Linked DNA regions of Homo sapiens: region 2 is linked to region 1. The links are chromatin loops, found by intact Hi-C in ENCODE. Cell type or tissue: IMR-90. All regions are shown on one strand. Links, peaks and the distances in the headings refer to the core of each region. The heading gives the core; the rest is flanking DNA.

Region 1 (15,398 bases), core at 2,542-10,541:
AGCATGCTCTGCAATTCACATTGTACGACTTTTTAATCTATCCTTACAGCAACCCTCTGAGGCAGGGACTGCTGCTCTCCCCATTTACAGGTAGGGAAATGTAACCTCTTTGGTTCAATAACTTCCCCAAGCCCGTATTGGAGCCACATTCAGATCATGCTGACTTCAAGGCCTACGCTCTTCATTCCTAAGCTCTGCTGCCCGCTTGCATATATAATGTGCTATAATGTCAAACAGAAATAGTGTTTTTAGTTAATTGATGTTTGGAGTCACTTGTGTTTCATTAGTGGAGAAAACAGAGTTTGTACTTTTGTTAACATTCATGCCACTAGCGTTTTGTACAGCACAATCACAGAACATAGATTCATTTAAAAGTTTTTACCACTCCTATTGATTTTTAAGATGCCAGACTGCCCTATAAATAAACATAAAGTGCCATCCACTAAATTTAGTGAAAATCAGTCAACGCCAATGAAAAGCAGAAATCATGTCTATTTTCCAAGTGAAAAAATAAAGTTAGAAGAAAAGTAATATAAGCCGTCCTCTGCAGCTTTATTTATTTTGTTTCTTAAACCTTCTGCTGGAAGCACTTGAGTCCTGTCTGAATCGTTGGGAAGTTCCAGGCACGGTGACTCACACCTGTAATCCCAGCACTCTGGGAGGCCAAGGTGAGAGGATCACTTTTGGCCAGGATTTCGAGACCAGTTTGGGCAACAACGTAGTGTAGTGAGACCCCTATCTCTACAAAAAAAAAAAAAAAAAAAAAATTTAAATTAGCCGGGCATGGTGGCACACACCTGTAGTCCCAGCTACTCGGGAGGCTGAGGTGGGAGAATTGCTCGAGCCCAGAAATTCAAGGCTGTAGCGAGCTGTGGTCGTGCCACTGCAGTCCAGCCTGGGCAACAGAGAGAGACCCTGTCTCTAAACTTTAAAAAAAGAAAAAAGAATCTGAGGAGTGTCTCCACGTAGGGCAGAGTTTGTGGCATTTGTGGTTTGATTTTGCCTGGTGCCTCCTGTCCTTCAAGACTGGCCTTTAATAGGAACTTGGTAGGAAGCAGAGATGAGCTTGCAGGGCCCTGGCTGTGCATGCAGTCAGTAGACGGGAAGATCTGAAGCTCGTCGGTGGGAGAGTTCAGCGGAGGAAGCCAGAGCATCCCGAGTTGAGTGTTTCTTGAGGGCCTGCCACCCTGACTGCAGTGCCGGATGCTAGTTCCAAATGTCAGTGCTTCAGCTTTTCCATGTCTCTCCAGAGCAGCCCTACAGGGAATTGAGTTAAAACACTGACTTGGGGACAGACACCCTTGATTCCACATCTGACCTCTGACACTTTGGAGCTGGGAGGGCTCTGCAGGGTAACCAGAGCTGTTTCCCTCCCCAGCTGAAAGAGGGGGCGATGACTCACTTACCCCAAAGATGACAGACACAGCCAAATCTTCATTGAATCTAAAGCCTAAATATAGCCAAGCAGACTCCCAAGAATATGTCGCCAGGGAGAAGAGTGTTGACACCAAGCAACGCGCTAAAACAGTTCATTGAGAGCCACGAAAGGCAGGGCTGTAGAAACATCCCACATGGCCCCAGTGAGACTGTAGGAAGATGTACTTGCGAGCCCTCGAATCAGCACCCTGGGCTGCCATATGCTTGTCTTTGTCTTTATAGTCAGCCTCAGGATCTGTCATCTTACTTACACAACTTCATTCTCTCCAGCTGGTTCTTCCACTTTTAAAATCATAATCCTTTGTTTCTGACATCATGGAAAAGGTTAAGGTGTCTCCAAGGGACAAAGAAACAGAAAAGATATCATGACTACAGCTGGTTGTTAAGTGGATTGTTTTTCAAGAATTTTCCTTTAAGTGGCTAGTAAGCCAGAAATGACCAGGTTTGCTTTCTGGATGAATTGCCTATAAAATAATTTCCCATGATAAATATCTATATATCCCATATGTAATACTACTTTAAAGCTAATAGTATCTACAAACATATTGACTGGTTTTAGACTGGCCAGACTTACTGAGGTGCAAAGTACTCACCTTCTAACTACTGTTGAAGGAAAATCTATTTGGTCAACATCATCAGGCACCATATTTCAGCTCCGTGCAATTTTCAAAATTGATTTTATTCTTCATTTTATAAAAATTGCATCCAGTGCTTGCTAGCCTAAGGGTGCTTTTACAGTGACTCTATACACTAGAAAAATAACCAATGTTTTGTTCTGGTAAAGTTGAATAAAAAGATGTATCATCTAACTCTACTTCTGTAAAACCAGCAGTTCATTTCTTTTGGATGCAAGGGATGAGGAGCTTTCAGAGGGGAAGATGCTCTGGGCTCAGAGCCGTGTGACACCTCAGGATCCTGCCCAGTAGGGAGACAGTGCAGGGAGGAGTAAAGTCCTGAGTGCCAGCCTTGGGGACCCACAGGGATTCTGTCCCCAACCTATCCCAAAGCCCAATTTCCTGTGGAATAATTTCCTTTTCAGGATAAATATATATTATTTCAGGTTTCAGGCAGATCTTGGAGGAAAGGAGCAAATCCTCACTGCCTCTGTTGCTGTTTTTAAGCTGCAGCCAGAAAGCTCCTATTGAGCAACTCAGGTTCCTTCCATGTGGGGACGATTGGACAGTGGTGGTGTTAGGTGCGTTGGAACGTGACTACAATTGGAATTGATTTCTTGACAACACACTGCCTGTGTCCCATTCGTGCAGATAGTCTTTTAGCAGTGCCGGTCTGCTGTCAGCTTGTAGTACCTGAATTATTTGGATTTTGATTATTCGGGGGAAGTTGTTATTCCCAAACTGGTTTCCTTCAGCATCTCCCCTGGAGTTACTGCATCTCAGAGGATGTAAAGTCATTTTCACATTAGTTTGAATATCCCCTAAATGGAACTGGTGCCTGAGTTGAACTCAAGATCTGTCTACTTTCCAGCTTTCCTGGGAACATAGCACAAGTGAAATGGTTGGGGCCAAAGTTTTGCTCAGATTTTAGGGGCTCCCAAGCCTTGCTGGGGAAATGACCCAGGAATAAAAATTGTGGGCACCAAAACAGGACCCTGGACCCCTAGTTCTGTGTTCCTTGGGAGAACACACCCGTGATGTTTGTGGGTCCATTTCAGAGCCTCTGCAGATCCCTGTATTCTTGCCAGCAGCAGTGGAGGTTCTGCATTGTTCTAGCTTTCTCCTGACACTCTTGAGGGGGGGGTCGTGTTTCCTGTGCCAGCCTCACACCACCAGTTAACTTCTGTTTGTTTTCTCCACTGACGAGGCCTCTCTCAATGAGTAATTTTTCTGTTCACAGGAGCACTCGCTGAAAGATTATTGCAGCGGCTTCTTGTTTCTGTGAAAAGCAGAAGGGGCACCGATTCCCGTGAACCCACCCAAGCCACCGCCCCACTGAACATTCCAGTCCTTAGCCTTGCCCTGACGCCTGCTTTCTGGCTGAGAGCCATCACTGTCCTGGGCCTCTTTGCTTCATTGCCATCCCCAGCACTAGCATTTGGTGTTATTTTCAGGGCCATTTTTTTTTTTACATAGCTGTTGTATTTGAGTTTTGTTTTTCTCACTTTATAAGAATGACCAAATCCACAGGAATAATAAAGCAGCAGTGCCTGCGTTGATACGCAGGTGATGAGCCTCCTCCAGCGTCTGCACAAATGCTCAGCAGCTGCTCACCCCAGCACCCCCGCCGCAAAGGGGACGGATGCAATTCCAGTGTGCGCCTCTGCAAAATGACACACTGTGACGTGGGAGAGCCTTGTCCAGTGGAAACCCCTGTGGTTCCGTCTGCAGATGTAGAGCCTTTGTATAGTCAGCAGCTCCCATCACAGGCATGACCTGCTCAATTAGGTAGGACTTACCCTATTAGAGGAATTAGAATGCAATAATAAATAAAATACAATATGCTCAATTGGTATGAGAAATAACAAGATTTGTCTTGTTCAGGACTGTGCAGTGTCCAGGTCTGGGTGTGCTCGCAGGACCTTTTCTGGGGCAGCAGTAGCGTGGGGAGGGGATGCAGAGGCAAGGCAGGGGGCAGGAGAGGGGCAGAGGAGCTCTGGCCGCCCTCCATCCCCGGAGCCCAGTATGGCCTGTGCAGTGGGCGTGCAGCTGTCTTCCTTCCTGGTCTGGGAACAGGTGTGTGTCATGCCACAGCTGAATGCCACGTGGCCTAGGTGTACACTGGCAAAGGCAGAAAGTAAACCTGCCATTTTCTCCTTCTGATTTCAAAGTTAATTTCCTTGCAACATTTTTAATATGTTAAGAACCTTTGAACAGCTGGCAGCTCTCAAATAAAATAATGGAAGTGTGGGAAAGTGCTTTCTTCAGATGAGCTGGCTGCCTCCCATTGCGCCTGGCACTCCTAGGTGCTCAGTTTCGGTCCCAGGCAGGCAAAGACCATGACCTTTTCTTCCTCAAAGGCAGTGCCACACAGAGGTTAAAAGCACAAACCGCAGAGGTTTGGTCCTAGTTCTAGTGCTCTCTTGCTGTGGGACCTCAAGCAAGCTAGTGCCTCGTGTCCTCATCTGTAAAAGTCCTGAGAGCGCTGAGCTCAGAGAGTTGTTGTTGGGATGAATTGAGGTAATGTGGAGAGAGTGCGTAGACAGTGCCTGGCGCCCATCACCGCTGCTGCTGTAACTCTGGTTATCACTGTCCTCAGCAGCAGCAGTAGCCTCACGCAGCCACCCACAGGGCCTGGTTCTGAGCTCTGTGTCTAGCAGATATTTAGCAGATACTCTTGAGCACCTTTGACTAGCCCAGAATGGCTCATCTGGGGGTCCCTTGTAGCTGTCAGAACGCTCCCTGTCACATAACCAGCTGTTCCTCAACTTGCATTCTTCTGGGCTGCTTTTCCTTCTCTGAGTCTGCCACTGGGCAGCTGGCTCTATCAGGTTTCCTTCTCGTAAATAAATATAGTCCACCTCGTTCCTGGCCTATCGTCAGCTTCACAGGGTGTGTGACTTAGAACAAGAAATGCAGTTGAGAAATCAGCCTTCATCCTATTCCAACTGGAGAGTCTTCCAGCATTTGCATTTGATCATCTCTGAAGGTGGGATGCAGAAGACCGCTTCGAGGCAGGTTGCTCCCAGGGCCTAGTGCAGGGTAGACTGAGGTTCCTTCCCTGAGCAGGCAGTGGTGGTGAGCAGGTCCCTCTGCTTTGCCTCACACCAGCATTGATCACCTGACAAATCATTAGTAATCAAGGGTTCCTGTTAATGTCTGAGAGGCGGAGCCAGCACTGGTTCTGGGTGTAATTCAGTGCTTTGGGAAATCTGATTAAAATGTGAAAAAGATGCTTCCCAGTCATAGAGCTGTAGAGACTGTCAGGTATTATACAAAAGACAGGACCGCTCATGCCTGCTGCTTTAGCCATCTCTGAAGGAACAATTAGAGTCGCAGTCAGCCAGGGAACTTGACTCTCTGTGTCGCTGAAGTTGCAGTTCTATTGCATGTAGGGTAGATTCATCCTGAGTCGAATGCTTGCTTGTTGCTTTTGAGGAGGACATTAAAGGTTCCCTAATGCTGTAGCCTTTCTGCATTGCTCTTCATATGATTTTTATGTAAGGGAATTACCAGCTCACTGTTTTTCTGAGAAAACCAGATGGCTGCACTGACATGTTCACCAGAGACTCTGAGATTCGTGCCAAGCTTATTAGCATTTGCCAATCTCATGGAAAAACTAAGAAGATGAGGAAACTAGAATGTGTGTGTTTCTTCCCTCAGAAGCAGCTTCTGCTATGAAGAGCAGAGCGGGCAGCCCATGTGCAGCTTTTATTGATCCATCATTTCCTGGGTGGCTGCAGCTCAGCCTCCTTCAGCCCCACTCGCTATAGCTCACCCCATCACCACCACAGATTTTCCTGTCTGCTTTAAATTGTGGACTGAAACTATGTATCCCCTAGTGAAGTACAGTTCCAGCTCAGAGAGGCTTCATCACAGCACTGACATGAAAAGACAAACAGAAATCTGACTTGCCGTGTTATCCATCCAATAAAAAAACCACCCAAGGGTAGAGGAATAGATATGCATCACGTCCCAGCAACTCAGCCAAGCCTGTGAGTTTAAGTGCAATATTTCTAGGTGGATTTAGAAAACCCTTTCCCTGGCAAAGCAAAGAGTTCTCCTGACAGCTCATTTTACCAGTGGGCCAGCCTGTCTGGGTTAGAACAAAGGGAATTCTGCCCGTCTGATTTGGGCCAGATAGCAGTTTTCTGCTTCCCCAGTGATTTGTGTACTATTGTAGAAGTTTGAATACTTTTCCATAAGTTAAGCAGAACTTCCTCTTCAAGTTGCCTGGCTCTGCCTTTATCTGTAGTCAAGCTTGGGCTGCCGAGGTGGCCTCTGCCCTGGTTTAGCATGAGCAGAATAATAGCACTGGCTTGAAAAGAGATTAAAGAGATGATTGCAGGATTATTCAGCAGGCTTGTCACCAGAGAATTTATCTGTTACAAAGAACATGTAGGGTTTTTTATTATTATGGAATTTCTGCTATGCCTGTGTGTGTATTCCAGCAGCTGCAATAGCTACACTTGGAGAGCACTTTTGTTAGTATATCTTGCTTCTTTCCAGTATCTCATTTTTTCCAGAAAATTCTTTTGGTTAATGAAGGGTCTCTGAAAGGAGCAGGGGTAGAAGCCTTAGGTGCAGTGTGAACTTAAAAGGAATATTTCAAGAAAAGTTTGTTTGATTTGAATTTCCATGGGTAAAGGAAATCTGCTACTTAAAACGTATATCCTCTGAATTTGGAAATTTCAGCCTTCCCTTTCTGAGCAGCACAGTTTTTATTTTTCTTATTGAAATAGTAGGGGTGGACTTACCTAAATTTCTTGATTGTGTCAAAACTATCTGAGCTGGCAGCAAGCTGTAGTATAGAACCTGGTAAGTGCCTCAGGGCTGGTCGTATGCATAGTTGTGGCAGTTGCAGTATTTAAAGGTGAACATGGTATGATAAGAATGCGCGCCTCATGTGTGATTTCCAACACACATACATGCTGACGGGAGACACCAATTCCGTCTGCTGATATTAGGTTGGTGCAAAAGTAATTGCGGTTCTTGCCATTGAAAGATGGCAAAACTGCAGTTACTTTTGCACCAACCTAATACTGAGCAGCTGCCATGGCCCAGCATGGACTTAGCTGTAGCTATATCGTGAACAGGGAGGGCACAGCCCTGACTCGTGGGGCTGACAGTTCAGAGGGGGAGAAGTGGTACAGTCTTGATGAAACAAGTCTCCAGCTGATCATTTCCCCAGGAAACGATGAGAGGCAGGGCATCTTGTACCTGGCCCAGCTCAGAAGGCTGGGACACTGCTGCCCTCTCCACCTGTTATTAAGTGGCCTAAGTGGGTCACATGTGCCCATGTTCTCCCTCACTTTGAAAACATTTCAGAACCATTCCTGTCTATTTCTTGTCATGATGTGAGAATCAGTACAGGTATGATCCACTTTTGATTTTTCAGAGGTAGAATATTCTGTTTGTTCTTTCTTGATTTTGCTTTGTTTTTTACCCTCTTTTCTAGCAATTACTGGGACTTCAGCAGAGGACAGGCCTGGAAAGAACAGGGGCATTAAAGTCAGGCCAAACATTTTAGGCCCAGTTCACAGCTCAGGGATGGAGAGTGCAGGTTACACACAGCAGACACGGAGAAAGCAAGTGGGTTTGGGGGATGTGGAATTTCACCATCCCTCTGGTCTGCAAAGTCAGGGCTCTCTAAAATGTGTTTATCCTTTTGAGAAAATGCTATGTAAATGCACAGTGACAGTAGTAGAATAGTTGTCATTAGCTGAAAGTGATCAGAATGTTCTGGTGACATCTCAGGGTTTAGCAAAGAAAAAGTGGCTGTCTCAGAGGAGGCAGAGGGGACAGTTTCAGATTTGCCTTCAGAATGCTGATCTTTCATTTTTGGGGAGGCTTTATGTAATTTTCTTTTTTTTTTTTTAACAGAACGAAGTCGGCCTACTGGAGTTCTTCCAAAATGTGATAAAAGAAACTAGGGCAGAGCCAAAAAAGGTGACTAGTTGGGTCCTCAACACTTTTCTGGGCTATTTAAAGCAACAGAACCTCGCTGTCAGTGAGAGGTGAGTGAGGTCTGGGATTTCTTTCTTCCTTTGTGATGAGCTCTGTCCAGAAGTGCTGGAAATAGGGCAGGTCCATTTTTTTGCTCCTGCTGTTCTCCCTCAGGATATCCTGACATGACACAAACATCCCCTGTGGACTCCACATTCTAAATATGTTCTCTAGCCCGTGTAAAAATGTATTTATTCCTTCAAATCTGTGACTGTGCACTGTGTCCTCTGCACTGTGTCAGAGGCTGGGGGCACAAAGATGAATGAGACAGACATTTACAAACTTGTGGAGGATACAGATCTGTAAGGAAACAGCCACCCCAGGGTGATCCTGTCATGCCAGAAGCATGCACGGGGTGCTGGGAATGCACAAAAAGGGGAGTTGAACAGAGGCTGGGGAACCAACCAGGGCTCCCCTCGGGAGGGGACGTTTGAGCCATGCCCTGAAGCATTAGGGGAGAGTCGCTCTGCAGTGGGAGGGACAGATCACGCAGACAAAGCAGAGTGCGAAGCTCAGAGAGCAGCAGCACAGCAGGCTCAGGAACGCCAGAAGCTGCAGGGGCCGGAGGCAGGCAGGTGGGAATGGTGGGGACAGAGCCGCGGAGATGACCAAGGGCCACCTGGAGAACTGTGTCTGCCTTTATCACCAGCTCTTGACAGCCATAGACTACAAGCTCATGCCAGTTTCACACTGCGGAAATGCAGTGTGTCTCACTCAACTCAGGCCACTATATTCCATAGACTGGGTGGCTTCAGCAACATGTCTTTCCCATGATTTTGGAGGTGGGGAAGGTCCAGGATCCGGGTGCCAGCTGATGCATTCCTGGGTGAAGCCCTCTGCCTGGCTCACAGATGTCCTCACATGACAGGCAGGAGTTGAGGGGTGAAACAGGAAGGGGGGAGGGAGAGAAGGCCCTCCAATCTCTTCTTATAGGATCCCCATTCCCACTATGGGGACCACACCCTCGTGACCTCTTCTAGACCTCATTACTCCTCCAGGGCCCCATCCCCTAAAACCATCGCGCTTCAATATAGGAATTTGGGGTGGGACACAAATATTCAGCGTCTGAGAGCAGACTAGAAGCAGGAATTCCATTTGGGAACCTCTTTCAGGAATGCGGATGAGAAATGCCCCAGGCCTGAGCCAAGGTGGCAGTGGCTGGGTTGAAGTGAGCTAGGCCAAGTTGAGAGCAATTATCTCAATTGGCAGAACTTCCAGATTTCTTGCTTGGGCAGAGGTGAAACAGAGGGCAGACTTTTTCAATGTAGGAGGAGCTAAAGGAAAAGGAATAAACTTTATAGGCCGGGGGTGAGGGAAGATGCCGTATTCCATTTCAGACGTGCTGACTTCGAGCTGCCTGCAGGACAGACATCACCCCCACGGGGCTAACCAGTAGGCAAGATCTATGAGTCTGCAGCTGATAAGATCTTGGGGAGGTTTGCAGTTGAGAGTTATCTCGTTGGTTCATTATTCAGCTCATGTTCACTTAGCCTCTGCTGTGTGCTAAGGTCTGTGCCCAGCATGAGAAGCGCAGTTCCTGGGACAGACACCAGCCCTGAATCAAAGCACAGGCAGCCTTGAAGCTGGTGGCTACAGTCAGTGACAGGGGTGCTCTGAGAGGGGAAGAAGGTAGCAGCTAAGCTAAGACCTGAGGAGAGGATGAGCAGGGACAGGCCAAGGCTGACAGGGAAAAGTGTTCCAGGCATGGGGAAAAGCACGTGGAGAAATCTGAGGTGAGTCTGGGCATGAGAGTTTGGGGAATCCAGGGACACAGCACAACGTAAGTGGAACATGGACTCAGCAGCATCTGTACTTGAAGCTGTTGGACAGATGAGAACTTTCAGGGAGGGTGCAGCGTGCCAGGGTGGCTGGGGAACGAACCTGAAGCTCTTTAGCCTTTAACTGGGAAGCGTGCACAGAGAAGGAAATGCAGGCGCGATGGCACAGAAGTAGAAGGAAAACCAGGAAACTGGGGGGTGGGGGGGGGGCGGGGCGGGGACTGGTGACACAGAAGCCAAGGGAGAGGCAAGTTTCAAGAAGGAAAGAATGGGCAGTAGGTGTCACTTTGGGGCATCAGAAAGAGAGTTCTCTGGGGGCACATAGGCAGGTGGCAGGGCCCTTGCAAGGTCCCGGGGCAGGGGGAGCCCAGGCTGGGTGGGTGTGTCATTGTCTCAGCAGCATCCCGGGGAGTGAAGACAGACAGATATTGACAAATAACTCCCAACAGTTGTTTGCCCAAATAAGTTAACTCTAGATGGTGTCAACTCCATGTTCAGCCACTGGATATGGATGCACACATCCATGTGTTAGTGTGGCCCGGGTGTTAGTTCCCTTCCCGACTCGGCTGCTCAGCTTGAATGAGTTCCCCCTCTGACCCTCAGTTTCCTCACTGTAAAATGAAAATGGCAGGACGTGCCTCAGAGAGCTTTTGAGGGAAAAAGTCACAGTGCCCGGCACGTTGTGGGCCTCGGTGTGAGCCACCTTCTCTTTGCCAGGGTGGTGTGCTGAATACCAGAGCACCTGCCACCCTCCTGAACTCTTGTGGCATCTGCTGCCTCTTTGTCTTTTTTTTGTTTTGTTTTGTTTTTTAGACAGAGTCTCGCCCTGTCACCCAGGCTAGAGTGCAGTGGCACAATCTCTGCCCACTGCAACCTCCACCTCCCAGTTTCAAGTGATTCTCAAGTCTCAGCCTCCTGAGTAGCTGAGATTACAAGCACCCGCCACCACACCCAGCTAATTTTTGTATTTTCTTTTTAGTAGAGACAGGGTTTCACCATGTTGGGCAGGCTGGTCTCGAACTCCTGATCTCAAGTGATCAGCCCGCCTTGGCCTCCCAAAGTGCTGGGATTACAGGCGTGAGCCACCGCGCCTCTTGGTCTTTCATCCCTGTCCTCCCGGGTTTGGCCTCTCCATTCAGAAATTCTGGTGTTGGTGCTGAAAATGTGTGGCTGTTCTGTGGAGGCAGGAGCCGTGCTGAAGAGTTTATGGATGGGATACAGCTCTACCAGAGTCTTCAAGGCTCAACAGGATTTGGTGAGGGAGAGGGCAGTGCCTACCTGGAGCCCAGGTGCAGGAACAGCAAAGAACTGGAATGATTGGGAAGGAGAGGAGCGTAGCTGGCAGGAGCAGAGGGTGGAAAGAGGCCAAGAGGTGTGGCTGTGTGCAGAGCCAGAGCTGAGCCGGAATAGGGAGCCTCTGGAACGTCAGGGGGATTCAGCCATGAACCCATCAGGTGCAGAGCCCCACTCTGCAGTGTGTGGGGGATGACCAGGACCCGGTTCTACCCCACAGGTGCTGTCAGCCTCCTGGGGAGGACTAGAACTTGTGCATCAGAATTTTAATTCAAGGCAGAATGGGATGCTTCCAGTGTTAGAACTAGACACAGTGCAGTGGGAACAGAGAGGAGGGAGATTCACACCAGCCAGAAGAGTCCAGGAAAGCTCCAAGAAGATGAGGTGTTTGCGCTTCTGGAGGAAATAGAAATTTCTTAGCTTTAAACTTAGTTTTTCTATGTTGTTGGTTAAAATGTACGGAATTGCTGAACTTTAGTCCTGGAAGAGAACTTAGGGATCTTCAGCTCTTTCATTTAGCAGACGAGGTGACGGAGGCCCTAGGAGATAAGGTGACTTGCCTCAGATGGCACAGCCACAAAGACTGGAAGCCAAGTCGCCTGGCTTGTGATCGGCTTCTGTATATGTTGGTCTGTGAAGTTAGGGGTTTAACAGTCATTTTGGTGGCCTCTAAAGGAGCTGAGAGATAAATTAGCCTGTTGAGTGGACCTGGAGCCCCTGGTATTTACCCAAGCAGTTTATAAGCAGTAAAGTTTTAAGAACCTGAAGGGTACCCAATTCTAAATAAAGGTAGGCTTGGTTGTTCCAAAATCAAGTAAAGAGGAAGCAGGCAACAGTTGTGTTTTACAGTTTAAATGGAACAAGGACTGAGAAGCCAAAACCAAACCATAGCAGCTCTTTTCCTACACAGTTCAAAGAACGTTTAGCTGGACTGATATACTAGGCTACCCATAGAGCAAACATTAATTAATGAACAGCCTCAGCTATGAGTGCTAATGTTTCCAGAGCTTAGAAGGGCAGTAGCTGCAAAACTAGCTATAGTCTCACAATGATACCCAGGCAAGGAACACTCTGGAGATCAAATTGGTAGAGAATGATTACGTGAATTAGCATTCATCTTTAAAGACCTCTCAGAAGACTGATGTTTGAAGGGTCCAACCTCTTGTTGAACTTGGCTTTTTAATTGAGTATATTGCTTGAAAGGTTGGTTTATTTGGTTGACAGCTTCTGAATTATGAGTAACAGATTTGGTTTAGTTAAGAAAGTAGACATTGTAGATTTCCTGAGCAAGCATTTTGTGGTAAAATTAGGCAGGTACAGCTATCCAGCTGTCCAAGCCAGTTGAGTGCCCCAGTGTTTCAGGTGAGCTGTGGGCAACAATTTCTGAGCACTGGAGCAGGGAAGGATTTGAAACCAAGAAGGGACTGGAGGTGAGAGGAAGATGTGTCCCACAGCATGAAATGTAGGATAGCATCCAAGGATGGGCTGCAGGCATTGGAAACCTGTTGAGCTCACTGTGGCCAGACCCACAGCAAGTCAGAAGTGGTGGTGTTGGGAATGCAAAAGGCAGGATGGCCGTATTTCATGTTTGGAAGGATCACTAGGATCTGGTAATAAGGTACTAGATTTTTCAGGGAGTAGGTGATGAATAAAGCAAAGACAACATGATAATTTGCACTCTGATACCTAGAAGCGTGGTGTTGTCATCATTTGAGACAGAAGATGGGTGGTGGGAAATGCAGAGGAGCTGGTCTGTGAGGAAGACAAGTTTGGCTTAGGATAAGGATTGGGAAACTATAGCATGTCAGCCTCTGGCCTGTTTCTGTAGAGCCTGTGACTAAGAATTGCTTTTACCTTTGTTAAAACAAAGAAGCATATGTGACAGAGGGCACTCACCAAGCCTCAAATATGCGCACCCTAGCTCTTTCCAGAAGTTTGCCATCCTGGTTTAGAGCACATTGTCTAGGTGTGAACGGGGCCTCTCAGGAGGTGGTTGACATCAACCAGGGAGAGAAACAGGACCTGAGGCAGCAGCGGCAGCCCTGGGCATCCTCCTCACGGCTAGGGGTCAAGTCAGAGGACCCAGCAAGAGGACACCGGAGCCACCTGGCATGAACTGGCAAGGAGCAGCAGAGGGACAGGCAAGGAAGAGGAGGACATTCCGGAGGCCCAAGAAGGAGGTTTCACAAGGAGCTTACGGTGCAGCCCCAGGAGTCAGGGTGCAGCGGGATGGGGAGAAGCTGAATGTTTGGCCACAAGCAAGGGGGTTGATTTTTAAGAGAAGAGCTTCTATAGAGGGGTAGGCACAGAATCCAGATGGCATGTGCTTACACAGGGTAGGTAGTAGCCACTGGTGCTAGATCGTTATTGTTAAAGCAAGAAACTGGGCAGACGCAAGTGACTGCAAGGTCAGCCAAAGGCATTGTCAAGACAGGGAAGATCGGAGCATTTGTGAAGCTGTGAGATTCAAGCCACAGGACACGGGAAACCAGCATCTTTGGTTCGGAGGAGTGGAAAGAGTGGGGTTCTGAGCAGGGGTGGAGGGGTTGTTTGATGGAAGAGGAGGAGGAGAGTGCCCTAGAAAGTTCTCAACCGTGGCTCAGCTGATGTCCTTGTGAAATGGGAGGTGAGGGCATGTGCAGAGGAGGGGAGCAGAAGGGGGCTGCCTGGAACAGGCGCTTGGTGGGACGCCAGCTAGGGGCACTGCGAAATCCGTGAGATGAACACAGAATCCTGTGCGCAGCAGGTACCACCTGGAGGCCCAAGTCCCAATGTCTTCCTTCTTCTTGCATCCTGTTTTAACAGAAGCAGAGAAGGTGGACTTTGGGCCTGAGATAAGCTGGGGGATTGGGACAGACAGCATGGTTCACGGGGGGTCGGGGGTGGTTGTAGAAGCATCAGCGTTGTCTGCTCTCATCCAAGCAGGAGATGGAGCTGTGATCCTGAATGAGCTCTGAGGGACTGGACAAATTTTGGAGCTTTGAAAGAGCCCCTTTCCCCTCCTCTGTCGAACCGCGGCCTCAGAGAATGGGAGGGAAGAGAGCAGCACACAGAGCTGAAGGCCGCGGTGTCAGTTTCTTCTTCAGCGGAGACGCATTCACTATCCAGAAACCAGTATTACCTGACAACAGCAAATTAGTAGCCTGTGCTGCTGCTGCCATTGCGTGTCGAGTCTGAGGGTTTATTTATTTAGGCGATGAGTGGGGTCTTTCGGGGTCTGTGTGACAGGTACTGATCTTTGTCATCGTCTGACTCAAGTTTAGCCCTGGCATATGTGGAATTAACATGTGCAGTCTGCCAGACATCCCTATGGGTGTGAGGAAGCCTGTGACACAAATATGATGACCTACTGTGTGACAGGCATCGTAGGGACAGAAAAGTGATGGAGAAATCCCAAGTGTGATTACGTCAGTGGAAAGATTTTGTAGTCTAAATTTATGACCCAACTGATGAATTAAGGTCCTTAGATGAACTTCTCAAAGGCGACGTTATTTTTAGTTATTTTGTGTTCCTTTTCTGTCCCTCTCCACCCCTACGTCTTTTATGTCATTGCGGCGATCTGAATGTTGGGATCCTCCCCCAAATTCCTGTGTTGAAATCCTGACCCCTAAGGTGATGGTGTGAGGAAATGGGACCTTTGGTGGGCGATTAGGTCATGAGGGAGGGGCTTTTATGAATGGGATTAGCACCCTCATCAGAGAAACTTCTGAGAGCTCCCTCGCTCCTTCCACCACATGCAGACACAGCAAGAAGGTGCCACCAGTGAGAAAGTGGACCCTCACTAGACATGGAATCTGCCAGCGCCTTTATCTTGGACTTCCCAGCCTCCAGAGCAGAAATAAAGTTTCCATGGTTTATAAGCCATGTCGTCTTTGGTACTAACCTGTTAGAGCAGCCCAAACAGACCAAGGCAATCATCGACTTGTATGGGCCTAGGGACCTTATCTTTTGCACGCTCAAGAAATCCAGTTCCACCTCAGTGCTTCTTATGGGTTCTGCACACAGTCTGCATTCTAAGATAATGGGCCATGGTATTTTCTAGGATTGCAGAACATCCAGGCAACCCACGCTTTTAGAAAAATCCGGCCTGCCTTTTACTTGTTAGTAAAGGTAGGTTTTTTTAGTTTGTTTAGCCGCCCGCTGCCCCTCTTCCTTTTGAGGTTTAATCAGGGTGGTTCACAGATGTTCTGAATACCAATTTAGTAACACCAGATATTCTCCAAACCTAAGTTTCACTTGGAATTGCCTTTTAGTCATACTTTGGGATAAA
Region 2 (15,398 bases), core at 2,593-10,592, 54 kb before region 1:
TTTTTTCCAGATTAAGGAAGGATTGTCACATAGCAAATGGCCAGGAGCCTTGGCCAACAGGTGATGGATTTTCCAAAGGTCCCCTGGCACAGCATATTATTTAAAAATAGGAAGATAAATACCAAACGAGACAGCTCAAAGATCTGAAGGTGGTTGCTGCCAGGAACAGGACGGGACCTAGGAAGGGGTGGGGCGGGGAACTGCTGCTTTTCATGATCAGTTATTTAAAAATACATGTCTGTGATATTTTGTTTAAAAAACTTAAGTTAGGGGCTGGGCGTGGTGGCTCACGCCTATAATCCCAGCACTTTGGGAGACCGAGGTGGGCGGATCACGAGGTCAGGAGATTGAGACCATCCTGGCTAACACGGTGAAACCCTGTCTCTACTAAAAGTACAAAAAATTAGCTGGGTGTGGTGGCGGACGTCTGTAGTCCCAGCTACTCGGGAGGCTGAGGCAGGAGAATGGTGTGAACCCGGGAGGCAGAGCTTGCAGTGAGCCGAGATAGCGCCACTGCACTCCAGCCTGGCATGAGAGCCAGACTCTGTCTCAAAAAAAAACAAAACACAAAAAACTGAGGTTTAAAGGAATAAAGATATAAGGGGGAGGGAATTGTTGATAGAATAAGGTTCCTAAGAAAGCAGACAATGTCTCCAGAGCTGTGGAGAAAGAGCCCTCTCCTACTGTAACCCGAGGGGAAGATGTGTCCCTCTGCTCCCAGGTGTGAGGAAGTTTTGAGGTTTGGTTGTCAAAGGTTGAGGAAACACCTCTCTGATTTTTTTCTTTTTTCTTTTTGTTTTATTATATATATATAATTATACTTGAAGTTCTAGGGTACGTGTGCACAACGTGCAGGTTTGTTACATATGTATACATGTGCCATGTTGGTGTATTTACATTAGGTACATCTCCTAATGCTATCCCTCCCCCACCCCCACCCCACAACAGGCCCTGGTGTGTGATGTTCCCCTTCCTGTGTCCAAGTGTTCTTATTGTTCAGTTCTCACCTATGAGTGAGAACATGTGGTGTTTGGTTTTCTGTCCTTGCGATAGTTTGCTGAGAATGATGGTTTCCAGCTTCATCCATGTCCCTACAAAGGACATGAACTTATCATTTTTTATGGCTGCATAGTATTCCATGGTGTATATGTGCCACATTTTCTTAATCCAGTCTATCACTGTTGGGCATTTGGGTTGGTTCCAAGTCTTTGCTATTGTGAATAGTGCCGCAATAAACATACGTGTGCATGTGTCTTTATAGCAGCATGATTTATAATCCTTTGGGTATATACCCAGTAATGGGACTGCTGGGTCAAATGGTATTTCTAGTTCTAGATCCCTGAGGAATCGCCACACTTGTCTTCCACAATGGTTGAACTAGTTTACAGTCCTACCAACAGTGTAAAAGTGTTCCTATTTCTCCACATCCTCTCCAGCACCTGTTGTTTCCTGACTTTTTAATGATCGCCATTCTAACTGGTGTGAGATGATATCTCACTGTGGTTTTGATTTGCATTTCTCTGATGGCCAGTGATGATGAGCATTTTTTCATGTGTCTGTTGGCTGCATAAATGTCTTCTTTTGAGAAGTGTCTATTCATATCCTTCGCCCACCTTTTGATGGGGTTGTTTTTTTCTTGTAAATTTGTTTGAGTTCTTTGTAGATTCTGGATATTAGCCCTTTGTCAGATGGGTAGATTGCAAATATTTTCTCCCATTCTGTAGGTTGCCTGTTCACTCCGATGGTAGTTTCTTTTGCTGTACAGAAGCTCTTTAGTTTAATTAGATCCCATTTGTCAATTTTGGCTTTTGTTGCCATTGCTTTTGGTGTTTTAGACATGAAGTCCTTGCCCATGCCTATGTCCTGAATGGTATTGCCTAGGTTTTCTTCTAGGGTTTTTATGGTTTTAGGTCTAACATTTAAGTCTTTAATCCATCTTGAATTAATTTTTGTATAAGGTGTAAAGAAGGGATCCAGTTTCAGCTTTCTACATATGGCTAGCCAGTTTTCCCAGCACCATTTGTTAAATAGGGAATCCTTTCCCGATTTCTTGTTTTTGTCAGTTTTGTCAAAGATCAGATAGTTGTAGATGTGGTATTATTTCTGAGGGCTCTGTTCTGTTCCATTGGTCTATATCTCTGTTTTGGTACCAGTACCATGCTGTTCTGGTTACTGTAGCCTTGTAGTATAGTTTGAAGTCAGGTAGTGTGATGCCTCTAGCTTTGTTCTTTTGGCTTAGGATTGACTTGGCAATGCGGGCTCTTTTTTGGTTCCATATGAACTTTAAAGTAGTTTTTTCCAGTTCTATGAAGAAAGTCATTAGTAGCTTGATGGGGATGGCATTGAATCTATAAATTACCTTGGGCAGTATGGCCATTTTCACAATATTGATTCTTCCTATCCATGAGCATGGAATGTTCTTCCATTTGTTTATGTCCTCTTTTATTTCATTGAGCAGTGATTTGTAGTTCTCCTTGAAGAGGTCCTTCACATCCCTTGATTTTTTTCATTTTGTAGCAGATATTGCTTCTTACATCTCACTCTGCTTTTGGGCACCGTTTTCTTCCTGTGTTGGTGGCTCTTGCTTTCCAGGTCTGTGGGTGATGAACTCTCTTAGTCTGTATGTGCCTCCAGCTGTTTCTGTTTCCCCCTCACTCTGGAATAGTAGTATAGAATTCCAACTTGACATTTATTTCCCGTTGGCACTTGAAGACATTTTTCCATTGTCCTTAGGCATCTGTAATTGCTGATGAGAAGTCTGCATCCCTTGTCAGTAATCTGTTGTGTCACTCTGATAGCTTTAGCCAGGATGTGTCCATATGTGAATTTGTTTTTATTTATTCTGCTCAGTGTGATTTTTAACTTAAGTACTGTACCCTGGACTATGGAGGTATCTCTATGGAATGAATTCCTGGTGGCCTCTGCCAGGGCCCATTGGGTTTTATTGAATGAACCGGTTTGTATGTTAATTTCTTGGCCCCCTAACTGCCACACAGCTTAGATAGTGCCAGCGTCAAGCTGCACACATCCAAGCCAGGCACAGGGTCAAGGGCTCAGATTTCTCAAGACTCTTTTTCACCTATGGCCTGAAGTAGCTGGCCTCCTCCACAGCAACCCCTCCAGTTGGTGGCAAAAGGTTTTCTAACTGGACTAGAATTTTTTGGCTCACAGCTTTATGCAGGAAGCCATCCCAGCTCCCTATCACATGGGCTCATGGCCTTGACTTCTGCCCCCAAGGTGCTTTAAAGCATTGACATCTGATGTCTCATCAGCCCAGTTAACAATAATAATGGTAGTAAAATCAACTACCATGTACCAAGTGCTTACCATGTGGCAGGCACTGTTCTAGGTGCTTTATATGTATTCACTTATTCTAACCTCATAACAACCCTACCTGCCGCAGTTGCTGTCCTTATCACAGTTAGAAAGTGAGTAGAAAATGTGTTGTCCTGTCTCTTGTGGTTACCCCTGGTGTCACATGGCTTTAAACTACCATTACTTCTGCGGCCCCAGGGGATTTTCTTGCTTGCTTTGAGCTTGGCTCTGGGCATGTACACATCTGTGTATTTGTAAATTTATATGTATATATAAATGTATGTGTGTATAAATAGAATACTTCATTTCTGCCTCCTGCCTCCATCTCCCTGTTCCCCAGCATGTCTGGAGCACACCTGCTGTCTTGACCAACCCCCTCCCCGTTCTGATTAGTAACCCTTATTCTGAATGTTTTTTAGGATCTTTTTATTTTCTTATTTTCCCTCAGTTTTAGGATTTTATGGAAGCCCATCATAAATCTTGAGGATGAAAAGGTCAGCCAGCCCATTTCACTGCTTATAGGCAGGATTACAGCTACACTAAGGACAGCATTCTTTGTTTTTATTAGTAGGGATTCAGCTTCACTCATTATTTGGACCTAGTAAAATCTCTTTACTGTGGTGCCAAGTCTTCCTTAATTTATTAAGTAATTATTCACCTATAGATCTATAGACAGGATCTTAGGTTGTTTGCTTAAAGTTAGTTATTTCCTATTTAACAATACCATTCCAATTTTTCTACTTGTAATACTTTGTATATGGTTGTGAAATGGGAAGAAAAATAAGAAAGAAAATATATTTGTTTGGTAAAATGTCATGGGCTTTACAAGTCTGTTTCATAATTGGCCAAGTAATATTTCCAGTAATGGTGAGATTTCAGCAAAGAATCAAGTTTGTTTGAAATTTATGCATGTGCAAACCCATGTTTACACATACACACACACTCACTTTTTGTCATCGGAAATGCTTGCCCTCTCCTGGTGTCAGTTCCCACGCAGGGGAAAGGGGAGAGGACACCGTTGCCTCTGCCGTAGCTGGCTGGTAGGAATGCTCAGTGTGGCACAGTAGATAACTCCTGATAATCAGGCTGCACTACAATTCATTTAATAAGAAATGAGAAGCTCTGCTCTTGTTTTGCTTGTCTGAAAGCTCTTATCTGTATGTAACATAGAACTCCCTAGCAACTGTGAATGCCTCTTGTCTCCAGAACTGGGGAAAAGACCATAAAAGCTGTTTTTCACACATGTATGCAAGAATATTCTCCTCTTTTCTCAGGATCAGCCTGTTTAAAAAAGCATTCAGGGCTTTCCATATCAAAGGTATTTAGAATTGGCCCTGGAAGCTATGGAATGAAAACAGGAATGTTGTTTACTACATTTTACAAAACTTTCTTTTATTCACAAGAGTGCATACTATTATTAGCCAGAATAAGGGGAATGAAGAGGGGAAGAAATATGATGTGAATAAATATGATGTGATGCCTGCCCTCTGGGAACTAACAAACAATGCAAATGCTGTGCTTTCTGCTAGAGATTCCTTCTGGAACATATGTATGCACATTGCAGCAGAAGGGGTCTTGCCTCCCTGAAGAAATAGTGATGTGAACGCTTTTCTAAAGTACTTTGGAATTAATTTATTTTTTAGATTCCTTATGACAGATTTCGTTCAAGCTAGGTAAATCTGCAGCATTCCGACTCTGAACATAGAAGATATTGGTGATAACTTTTGTTTTGAAGAACCTGCTAGATTTAGAAACCCTTGACTAGTCTAGGGAGCATCAGGCTTTCTGAAATGCTTTTCTGGCTCTTAATTCTAAACATAATTATAAAAGTTGTTTTTAACTCAAAATGTAGAAATGAAACAGAAATTGAAGATAGCATCATTAGGGAAAAGTCTTTAAATACGTACATTTATAATCAGATCTACATTTATCTCTCCGTCCATTCACACTTAGATGATGTTTAGCTATTTAAGAAGACAAAATGTGACCATTTTCTATGAAATTTCTTTCCATTTCAATGATTTGCTTTAATGTAATCTGAAAGATTTATAATTATGTTGTATACTCAGACTTGCTTCTTGCCAGTCACTCTGCAAATCACTTCTATAGTTATCCTCCATGCTTTTGAGAGTGAGGTGTTGCAGGGATTAGGTGTTTTGTATAGTGACCCTTGTCACCCTAAAGGAGGTATGTGTCTGTGAGCTCATACCCACAAATGTGGAATGTTCCTTTTCAGCTTTTACTCTGCTGATGGTCTAAACCTGCCTTATAACTTAGTTAACCGGATGTCTCCCATGAACTCAGTGACTCATGACAATGATGACTTTCATGTTCAGGAGGCAGCATGATCTCACCTCCCTCCCTGTGGGAAGCATTTGACTCCTTCCCTGCCATAGATCTTTTTCTAACTTTCAGTGGGTTCTTGAAAGCCTCTCTCTTCACAGCAATTTTCACTTCCCTACCTCTCTACCAGCTTTGCATGCAATATTCCCCACCTGAAACCTAACCATATTAATAATAATGCTTCTACTATTTTTATTTTTATTTTTTTTAGAGACAGGGCCCCACCATGTTGCTCAGGCTAGTTTCTAACTCCTGGGTTCAAGGAGTCCTCCTGCCTCCACCTCGCAAAGTGGGATTATAGGCATGAGCCACCATGCCTGGCCTCTACTTTCTATCAATATGTATTTGTTTCATACAGTTGACTGAACATCTTTTTATGTTTTATGTATGTTGTTTATAAGGATTTCTGTGTTTGATTATACGCTTCTAAAGAGCAATTCATGGATCTTTCTTGGGCTACTTGACAGTACCTTGCATAGAACATGTGTATAGCACCCCTTGTAAATATTTCCCTATATACTTGCATACACGTACATACACGTGCGTACACACACGAGGCATCCATATAAAAGGATTTTCCTGTCTAAAACCCTTTAGCTATTTTTTAAACTTCTTTATGGGTCTCTTGTCCTGGCTGAACATAAGACAACCTTTTCTTGATTACCCAAGCTTATCAGCAACATCAGTTATTGCTCAGTGTTATAATGGTGGCTTCAAGGTCTATTGAGGTGTGTAAAGCTTTTTGATCCTACAGTAAATGGCTAAAGATAGCCATTGTTTTTAGGTTTCATATTACAGTGTTTTTCCCTGCTTTTATGGTTATGTGTTCCTCACTGGGTTTTTAAAGCTGCTGTCAGTATATTTGGCTCTAGGAATCCCTTCTTGCTCATTTTTCACTTCTCAATGATTATTTCTGATTAGTTCACAAAGTCAGATTATCACTTTTGTAAATATAAATAAGAACAAAGCTCTGAGTAGAAACCTGTCCTACAAAAGAAAGTACATGGATGCTATGAAAGCTATTTAGCATCACCATGTGACAATAGAATAGGAAGAGGTCCTGAAAATCATTCAGTTCAGTCCTTTTAATTTACAGATGAGAGAACTGCTGTTGGGACTTACCCATGGTCACACAATTTCTTAACATTCCATTCAGATTAGAACCAAAGTTTCTCACTTCCAGTTCAGTGATTAGCTCTCAACCTGTTCCACTATAGTTGAAGTTGCTGGAAGTCAGATTTATGTAGGTGGCTATTATTTTACAGATATGTATATATGAGTATACATCCAAAAACATTAATCTCATTAACAGATGTGTGTGTAATATGTTTATAGATGTATGTCCACATGCTTATACACATACAGAGGCACTGACTACACAGCACTGATGCTGGTTGTATGCACCATGTGTTATGATGCCCTCTAGGTGTGAGATCTAAACCTAGGGAGAGAGCAAAGACAAGAATGTTGAGTCAGAAGAAGAAATGGATAAAGGAAATCTCACCTAATTAGCCTCCAATTCAGGGCCCTGTGCATCGGATTTCCCCAGACTCACCATGAAGAAAGCAGGCCTGTCTATGGGCAGCTCTTAGCTGTATGTTGATCACGATGCAAATAGCGGTCATGGGAAAATTCTTTTAGGATCTTTTCTCTAGGCTTCATTCTGGCCAGTTTTCTCTACACTGACTTCTAGTTCACTAATTTTCTTTATAATATTCACTCTTTTACATATCCATTGAGGTTTTTAGTTCACTAGATCTTTCAATTACAGAAATTCTGTTTTTCTCTTTTAAATTTCTCTAGCCTTTTGAAAATAACTTGTTCCTTTTTCATGTATTCAGTTCTTTATTTCTTTCATAATTTTACAGCTACTTATTTTATAGTCTGTATTCAGTAATTCCATTACCTGAAGTTCTTGGGTGATCTTATTATGCTTTTTGCTTGACTGCTGATTCTGGCTGGCAGTAGATGATTCTCTGGTGTATTTTGTAATTTTTTTATTATGAAGCCATATCTGACAGGGCTTTATTTGTGGGATCTTGTTGAGAGTGCATCTCTTTAAAGCACTTTTGCATTGGCTTTTGCCTGATGCTCCAGGTCTAAGCCAGGGCCATTTTCCATATTTACCTCTTAGCTTGGGGGCTTCTGGACCACAGAGTTAGTACATCTGACCCCAAGCCTGTCTGAGAGCAGACTATCAATTCTTAGGGCAGACTCCCATACCCCCTGTCCCATTGCCACCCACCAAAATCTATAATCTGGCTGAAACTTTATTAAGGTTGAAACCTTATAGAAGGGAGGGGATGAAACAAAGGCTGTGAATATGGGTGACTCAGAATGGAGCAGGGAAGGCACCTTTAACCTTTCTCTGGCCCCCTTGCCCTGTCCCATTAAGATATCCCTCCCAGCCGGGTGCGGTGGCTCACGCCTGTAATCCCAGCACTTTGGGAGGCCAAGGCAGGCGGATCACGAGGTCAGGAGATCGAGACCATCCTGGTTAACACGGTGAAATGCCGTCTCTACTAAAAATACAAGAAATTAGCCGGGTGCGATGGCGGGCGCCTGTAGTCCCAGCTACTCAGGAGGCTGAGGCAGAAGAATGGCATGGACCGGGGATGCAGAGCTTGCAGTGAGCCGAGATAGCGCCACTGCACTCCGGCCTGGGCGAAAGAGCAAGACTCCGTCTCAAAAAAAAAAAAAAAACCATATCCCTCCCTTCCCATTGTAATTCTTCTGTGTTGTTGTGTATGTATTGCAGTTCACACTAGTTAGGGCCAAGGTTGGTGCACATCCCAGTACCTTTTATCTGTCCTCTCATCACAGACACAGATCAGGTGACTGAGCTCTTTCCAAATTCCCGCTAGATGTGCAAGGATGCACTCTCTCACTTATTGCCTTTAAAGATGATCATTTTCCCAAAAAAAGCTTCATCCTTAATAAAATGATTCCCTTAACCTTTGTGTAGAAATGATGATGCCATCTCACTCCTCCTAAAGAACAACAAAAAGCAATATGATGGTGTTGACAGGAGCAGCTGGCTCTAGTGGGAGAAATCAATGAGGAAATTGAGAGTTCGCTTTCCTCTCCACCTGAGCCTTGGCGAACCTGAGGGACCTCGTCTGGCCTCCCCCTGGGTGAATCTTCTGGGTCTGCAGAGCATCTCCCTGACTCAGCAGTGTTTCTTAGGAGCTTGATGTTCCTTTCCTAGTAATGGAAGTCTCCAGGCAGCTTGCTCATCTCCCCACAAATTCATTCCTGAGCAAGAAACTGCCAGTATTGTTTGGGAAAGCCTTTTCTCCCATTTCCACATCCTTTTATTGGTTTGTTTTCCCTCAAAAATATGCACATGGATGAGATATGGAGCAAAATAATAAGCCCTTATTAGAGAAGGCAGTGTTATACTTAGAATTATTAACTGTTCAAAATGAATTTTGTACACTACTGCAACCAAAAATCTGTAATACAATAGTACTCCCTTATCTGTAGTTTCCCTTTGTGTAGTTTCAGTTACCCTCAGTACAGGAGAATAAGATATTTTGAGAGAGACCACATTCATATAACTTTGATTACAGTATATTGTTCTTTTTTATTATTGTTGTTAATCTCTTGCTGTGCATAATTTATAAATTAAACTTCATCATACATACCTATGGATAGGAAAAAAAATAGTCTATATCGGACTTGGTACCATCCGAGGTCTCAGGCATCCCCCAGGGGTCTTGGAACCTATCCCTCATGGATAAGGGGGCACTCCTGTACTGGAAAGAGAGGTAGGAGTGTGCAGAAAATAAAGTATGAACACATTACCAAAGATGCCTGAGAGTACAAAAGCTTAGGAGTCTTTTGGTGATATAAATATGTAGTAGTCCAAAAAAAAAACCTAACAGTGTTCTGTGACACTATTTTTGTCTCTGCCATTCGAGTAGTTCATACAGGCTTTGTTCTGGTGATTTATACTAGAAGCCTATAATAAAAACGCAGCCTGAAATCATGCAGCTGGGTACCATTCATTTTTCTTCCATGGACAGTTCCCGAACTTAACAAATTACGGCAGGCCTGGCAAAGCTCTTCCTGCAAAGGCAATACATGCCTGGCCATGGCAGCTGCCCTCTTGGGTTTCTTCTGCTTTGTGGCATCATCGGTGATGCTGCGGGGATTGCTAGATGGTTTTTATGAGTACATCATGTACTGCATAATGACATTTTGGTAACAACAGACTACATATATGATGGTGGTCCCATAAAATTACAGTGGAGCTGAAAAATTCCTATGGCCTGGTGATGTCATAGCCATCTTGTCATCATGGCATAATACATGACAATATGTTTAGATACACAAATACTTACTGTTGTGTTACAGTTGCCTACAGTATTCAGTACATAACATGCTGTACAGGTTAGTAGCGTAGGAGCCATAGGCTATACCCTGTAGCCTAGGTGTGTAGAGGGCTGTCCCATCCAGGTTTGTATGAGTACACTCTTACGATGTTCATGCAACAGCAAAGTCTCCTAACAAGGCATTTCTCAGAACATATCTCCATTGGTAAGTGATGCACGACTGTACTAGGAAAGAGTTTCTAGGAAGATATTGTGTAGTTTTAGTGGGTCAATAAAAATAATACTCGCTTCCTGTCTTGAGTCAGAACCAACTGAGAAATCAGCACAGAAGTCAGACAGATGGAAATGAACATACCAGCTTTATTACAGATAATAGCTTGATTGAAAAATGCAACGTGATGTTTAGCCATATGCTTTTTAGTACTTGCTGCCTCTGTTGAACTCAGCTTTCCAAAACTGCAGGCTTTTCACTTGTAGAGGACGAACTTGCTTCTGCAGAAAGCTTATCATGTCGCCAGAGTAGAGCTGACTGTCCCATCATTGTGGGCATGTTGATTAGGAAGAACTCATGCAGGCTTTCTCCTGATAATTTATACTATAAGCTTCTATAGGAATGCTCAGCCATGGGGCCAACCCACTCATGTGGTTCCATTTCCCAAAGTCACTTGTCACAAAAGTCACTCTTTTGGGGACAAGAGAATACAGAGTAGAAAGCAAAGTCCTGTCACATGGAAACCTAGGGGCAGGGGAATGACCGTTGCCCAAATTGTGCCCTCAAAAGCATGAAGCCAGTGTCACATCATGTCTGGGCATAGATGTGAGAAGCTGTTTTTGGGTGAGTCTTGCGGAATTCTTTGTTTATACTGCAAGTAGATGCACTTGTCATCTGAGGCCATTGGCTTGGCCTCTCTTGGCCATTTTTATGTGTGTTTGCGGCTTCACATGTAACATTGTGGGGAGAGTTGGCTATTTTCTACGCTGCGGCATCTTGGGGAGTTTTTTTCCTCAGCTCTTTTAAAAATCTTGGCAAAGTTAGGAGGTCATTTTGCCATTGGCATACCAGAGATGACAAACGTAGGCTTGGTGATTCTGGCATGGGTAGGTAGTCAGGCTGGGCTCCTCTGAAGAGCATTCTGTTCCTCATGGCAGAGGATTCTTGCTAGTGAGCCTTTGTGTTCCCCAGCCTTTCACCACTGGGTACATCATTATAATAAGGACTGGAGCTGAGGCAGGGAGAATAACTGGGAATCAAAAGGCATTAGTGCTTCTGGGAGCCTTAAAATATTCTATTCTAAATTTTTATGCACGTATCTCCTTTTACAATTATAGAAGCAAGAAGCGTAATCAATCAAGGGTCTTTGTCATGCTTTGCAGCTTTCTTAGGAAATGCAGACAGGCAATAATATGTGATTGTCAATAGCATTTTGAATTTTCAGTGATATTTGCCAACTCATAGGCCATCCCAATGAGCAAGGTCAGGGGCTCCAACCCCAGTTGATAGGAGAGGAAACTGATGGTCTTACTGACTTATCCAAGGACACAAAGAGGTCATGAACCCAGCTAAAAATAGAAGTGAGAATTGCCTGGTCCCTATTCTTAGTATAAGCACCAGATTACACTCGCTGCTGCAATACTTGCTAATTGTTCATTTCCGACAAAACATAGCGGGGAATTTTTCCTTTATAGCTGGTTGTAAACATTTAAGATGCCTGTAGTCACTCATAACCTCTGTTTACTTATCACAGCCAGCTAGCTATCTTATTTACCTTATCTCTGATTCTTTTTCATTTTTACATCTGTGCAGAGAAGTTAATATATGTGAAAGCACTTCATAGACTCTCAAGTAGCACATAAATTTTATTTGGTGTTATTATAATACTTGTATTAGTCATTTTTACACTGCTGATAAAAACATACCTGAGACTGGGCAATTTACAAAAGAAAGAAGTTTATTGGACTTACCATTCCACCTGGCTGGGGAGGCCTCACAATCATGGTGGAAGGTGAAAGGCATGTCTCATATGGCAGCAGACAAGAGAAGACAGCTTGTGCAAGGAAATTCCCATCTTTAAAACCATCAGATCTCGTGAGACTTACTCACTATCGCGAGAATGGCACAGGAAAGACCTGCCCCCATGATTCAGTTACCTCCAACCAGGTCAAATCTTAAATCTCCAAAATGATCTCCTTTGACTCCACGTCTCACATCCAGGTCACGCTGGCTGATGCAAAAGATGGGTTCCCATGGTCTTGGGCAGCTCCACCCTGTTGTTTTGCAGGGTACAGTCTCCTTCATGATTGCTTTCACGGGCTGGCATTGAGTGTCTGTGGCTTTTCCAGGCACACAGTGCAAACTGTCAGTGGATCTACCTTTCTGGGGTCTGGAGGAAGGTGGCCCTCCTCTCACAGCGTGGTACCCCAGTAGGGACTCTGTCTTGGGGCTCTGGGGGCTCTGACTCCACATTTCCCTTCTGCACTGCCCAGCAGCAGAGGTTCTCCATTGTGACCCCGCCCCTGCAGCAAACTTTTGCCTGGACATCCAGGCATTTCTATACATCGTCTGAAATCTAGGTGGAGGTTCCCAAACCTTGGTTCTTGACTTCTGTGCACCCACAGGCTCAACACCACGTGGAAGCTTCCAAGGCTTGGCAGCTTCCACCTTCTGAAGCAACAGTCCAAGCTGTACCTTTGCCCCTTTTAGTCACGCTGGAGTGGCTGGGATGCAGGGCACCAAGTCCCTAGACTGCACACAGCAGGGGCACCCTGGGCCTGATCCACAAAACCATTTTCTCCTAGGCCTCCAGGCCTGTGATGAGAGGGGCTACTGTGAAGACCTCTGATGTGCCCTGGAGACATTTTCCCCCTGTCTTGGGGATTAACATTCTGCTTCTCATTACTTACGCAGATTTATGCAGCTGGCTTCAATTTCTCCTCAGAAAATGGGTTTTTCTTTTCTACCACATTGTCAGGCTGCAAATTTTCCAAACTTTATGCTCTGCTTCTTTTATAAAACGGAGTGCCTTTAACAGCACCCAAGTCACCTCTTGAATGCTTTGCTGCTTAGAAATTTCTTCTGTCAGATACCCTAAATCATCTCTCTCAAGTTCAAAGTTCCACACATCTCCAGGGCAGGGGCAAAGTGCCACCAGTCTCTTTGCTAAAACATAACACGAGTCATCTTTGCTTCGGTTTGCAACAAGTTCCTCATCTCCTTTTGAGACCACCTCAGCCTGGACCTTATTTTCCATATCGCTATCAGGCTTTTGGTCAGAGTCATTCAACAAGTCTCTAAGAAGTTCCAAACTTTCTCACATTTTCCTGTCTTCTTCTGAGCCCTCCAAACTGTTCCAGCCTCTGCCTGGTACCCAGATCGAAAGTCACTTCCACATTTTCAGGTATCTTTTCAGTAACACCCCACTCCTGGTACCAGTTTACTTTATTAGTCCATTTTTACACTGCTGATAAAGACATACCTGAGACTGGGCAATTTACAAAAGGAAGAGGTTTATTGGACTTACAGTTCCACCTGGCTGGGGAGGCCTCACAATCATGGCAGAAGGTGAAAGGCATGCCTCACATGGCAGCAGACAAGAGAGGAGAGCTTGCGCAAGGAAATTCCCAGTTTTAAAACCATCAGATCTCGTGAGACTTATTCTCTATCACGAGAACAGCACCGGAAAGACCTGCCCCCATGATTCAATTACCTCCCACCGGGTCCCTCCCACAACATGTGGGAATTCAAGATGAGATTTGGGTGGGGAACAGCCAAACCATATCAGTACTCATGTTTTTAACTTTGCATCATTAAAATGTGAGCACAGATACTTCCACTTCATAGTGGCCAATAGAGTTGGGCTGGGAGTGGCAGTGGTAAACACTTACATCATACTATCCTGACATAACTTAGGATGGCATGTATTCACAACAGTATGAGTAACAATTAATGAGAAGTTTTCAGTCACAGATGTCTTTCAGAGAAGCACAAATTGATAAATATACATATACATTTACATAGTGAGGCAACAGAATGGAAGCACTGATAGAAAATAAGACACACATACAGCTTTGGGGGAAGCTAAAAGTATTTTCAGCTAGAAAATATATAATTGGGGAAAATTATTTTCCTACCAGTTAAAAGAACAAATCTTCCTTTCATACTCTTGATTATGCATGTATATGGTGTCTATTTGCAGGGTTTATATACTTTTCTATAGATACTGTGGAATTCTCTTAACAGATTTTGGTTGCACCATACTTGATTACATACACAAGGGCCTTAATAATATCCCATAGCTTAATTGAATCTATGGCATAGGAAAGTTTAGGTAGATAGCTTTAATATGTAATGTTTTCTTTCTAGAGCTGATTTTCAGCAGCAGTGAATGGAAGTGGCAGGATGTGGGGTTTACAAGTCAGCATTAGTTTCTTCTTTTTTTTCCCATTAGTTATTGGGGTACAAGTGGTATTTGGTTACATGAATAAGTTCTTCGGTGGTGGTTTGTGAGATCCTGGTGCACCCATCACCCGAGCAGTATAGACTGCACCATGTATGTTGTCTTTTATCCCTTGCCCCCTTCCCACTCTTCCTCCGAGTCCCCAAAGTCCATTGTATCATTCTTACGCCTTAGTCTCCAGTCCCATCCAGGTCATTGCAAATGCTGTTAATTTATTTCTTTTTATGGCTGAGTAGTATTCCATCATATATATATATATATATATACACCACAGTTTATTTATCCACTTGTTGATTGATGGGCATTTGGGTTGGTTCCACGATTTTGCAGTTGTGAATTGTGCTGCTATAAACATGCGTGTGCAAGTATCTTTTTTTTTCAAATAATGACTTCTTTACCTCTGGGTAGATACCCAGTAGTAGGATTGCTGGATCAAATGGTAGTTCTACTTTTAGTTCTTTAAGGAATCTCCATACTGTTTTCCATAGCAGTTGTACTAGTTTACATTCCCACCAGCGGTGTAGAAGTGTTCCCTGATTGCTGCATCCAGGCCAACATCTACTGTTTTTTGATTTTTTGATTATGGCCCTTCTTGCAAGAGTAAGGTGGTATCGCACTGTGGTTTTGACTTGCATTTCCCTGATCATTAGTGATGTTGAGCATTTTTTCATAATGTTTGTTGGCCATTTGTATATCTTCTTTTGAGAATTGTCTATTCATGCCCTTAGCCCACTTTCTGATGGGATTGTTTGTTTTTTTTTTTTTTTCTTACTGATTTGTTTGAGTTTGTTGTAGACTCTGGTTATTAGTCCTTTGTCAGATGTATAGATTGTGAAGATTTTCTCCCACTTTGTGGGTTTTCTGTTTATTCTGCTGACTGTTCTTTTGCTGTGCAAAAGCTCTTTAGTTTAATTAGGTCCCAGCTATTTATCTTTGCTTTTACTGCTTT

What was found. A loop is a pair of places that touch in the nucleus more often than their neighbours do. Peaks named below come from ENCODE experiments on the same cell type or tissue, not always from the same donor. Only the 100,000 strongest peaks of a DNase experiment are listed, where the experiment ranks them.
Region 2: a loop joins it to region 1, with 2.2 times the contacts of the local background. A loop is called at or near these places in 2 of 110 quality-filtered maps.

The regions. Positions count from the first base shown.
Region 1 is chr4:151,681,300-151,696,697 of GRCh38, reverse strand. GATB (glutamyl-tRNA amidotransferase subunit B) reads left to right here. Exons shown (of 13, transcript NM_004564.3): 10 at 7,935-8,068. Among named protein-coding and RNA genes, the nearest start is that of GATB, 72 kb to the left of the region's middle. RefSeq lists enhancers at 8,235-8,735, 8,736-9,236. In IMR-90, for the core only: no CTCF peak of the experiment used is centred there; a DNase peak (open chromatin) is centred at 6,397; H3K27ac peaks cover 1,133 bases.
Region 2 is chr4:151,735,054-151,750,451 of GRCh38, reverse strand. All of the region lies in intron 2 of GATB (glutamyl-tRNA amidotransferase subunit B), which reads left to right. Among named protein-coding and RNA genes, the nearest start is that of GATB, 18 kb to the left of the region's middle. In IMR-90, for the core only: no CTCF peak of the experiment used is centred there; a DNase peak (open chromatin) is centred at 5,621; H3K4me3 peaks cover 233 bases; H3K27ac peaks cover 466 bases.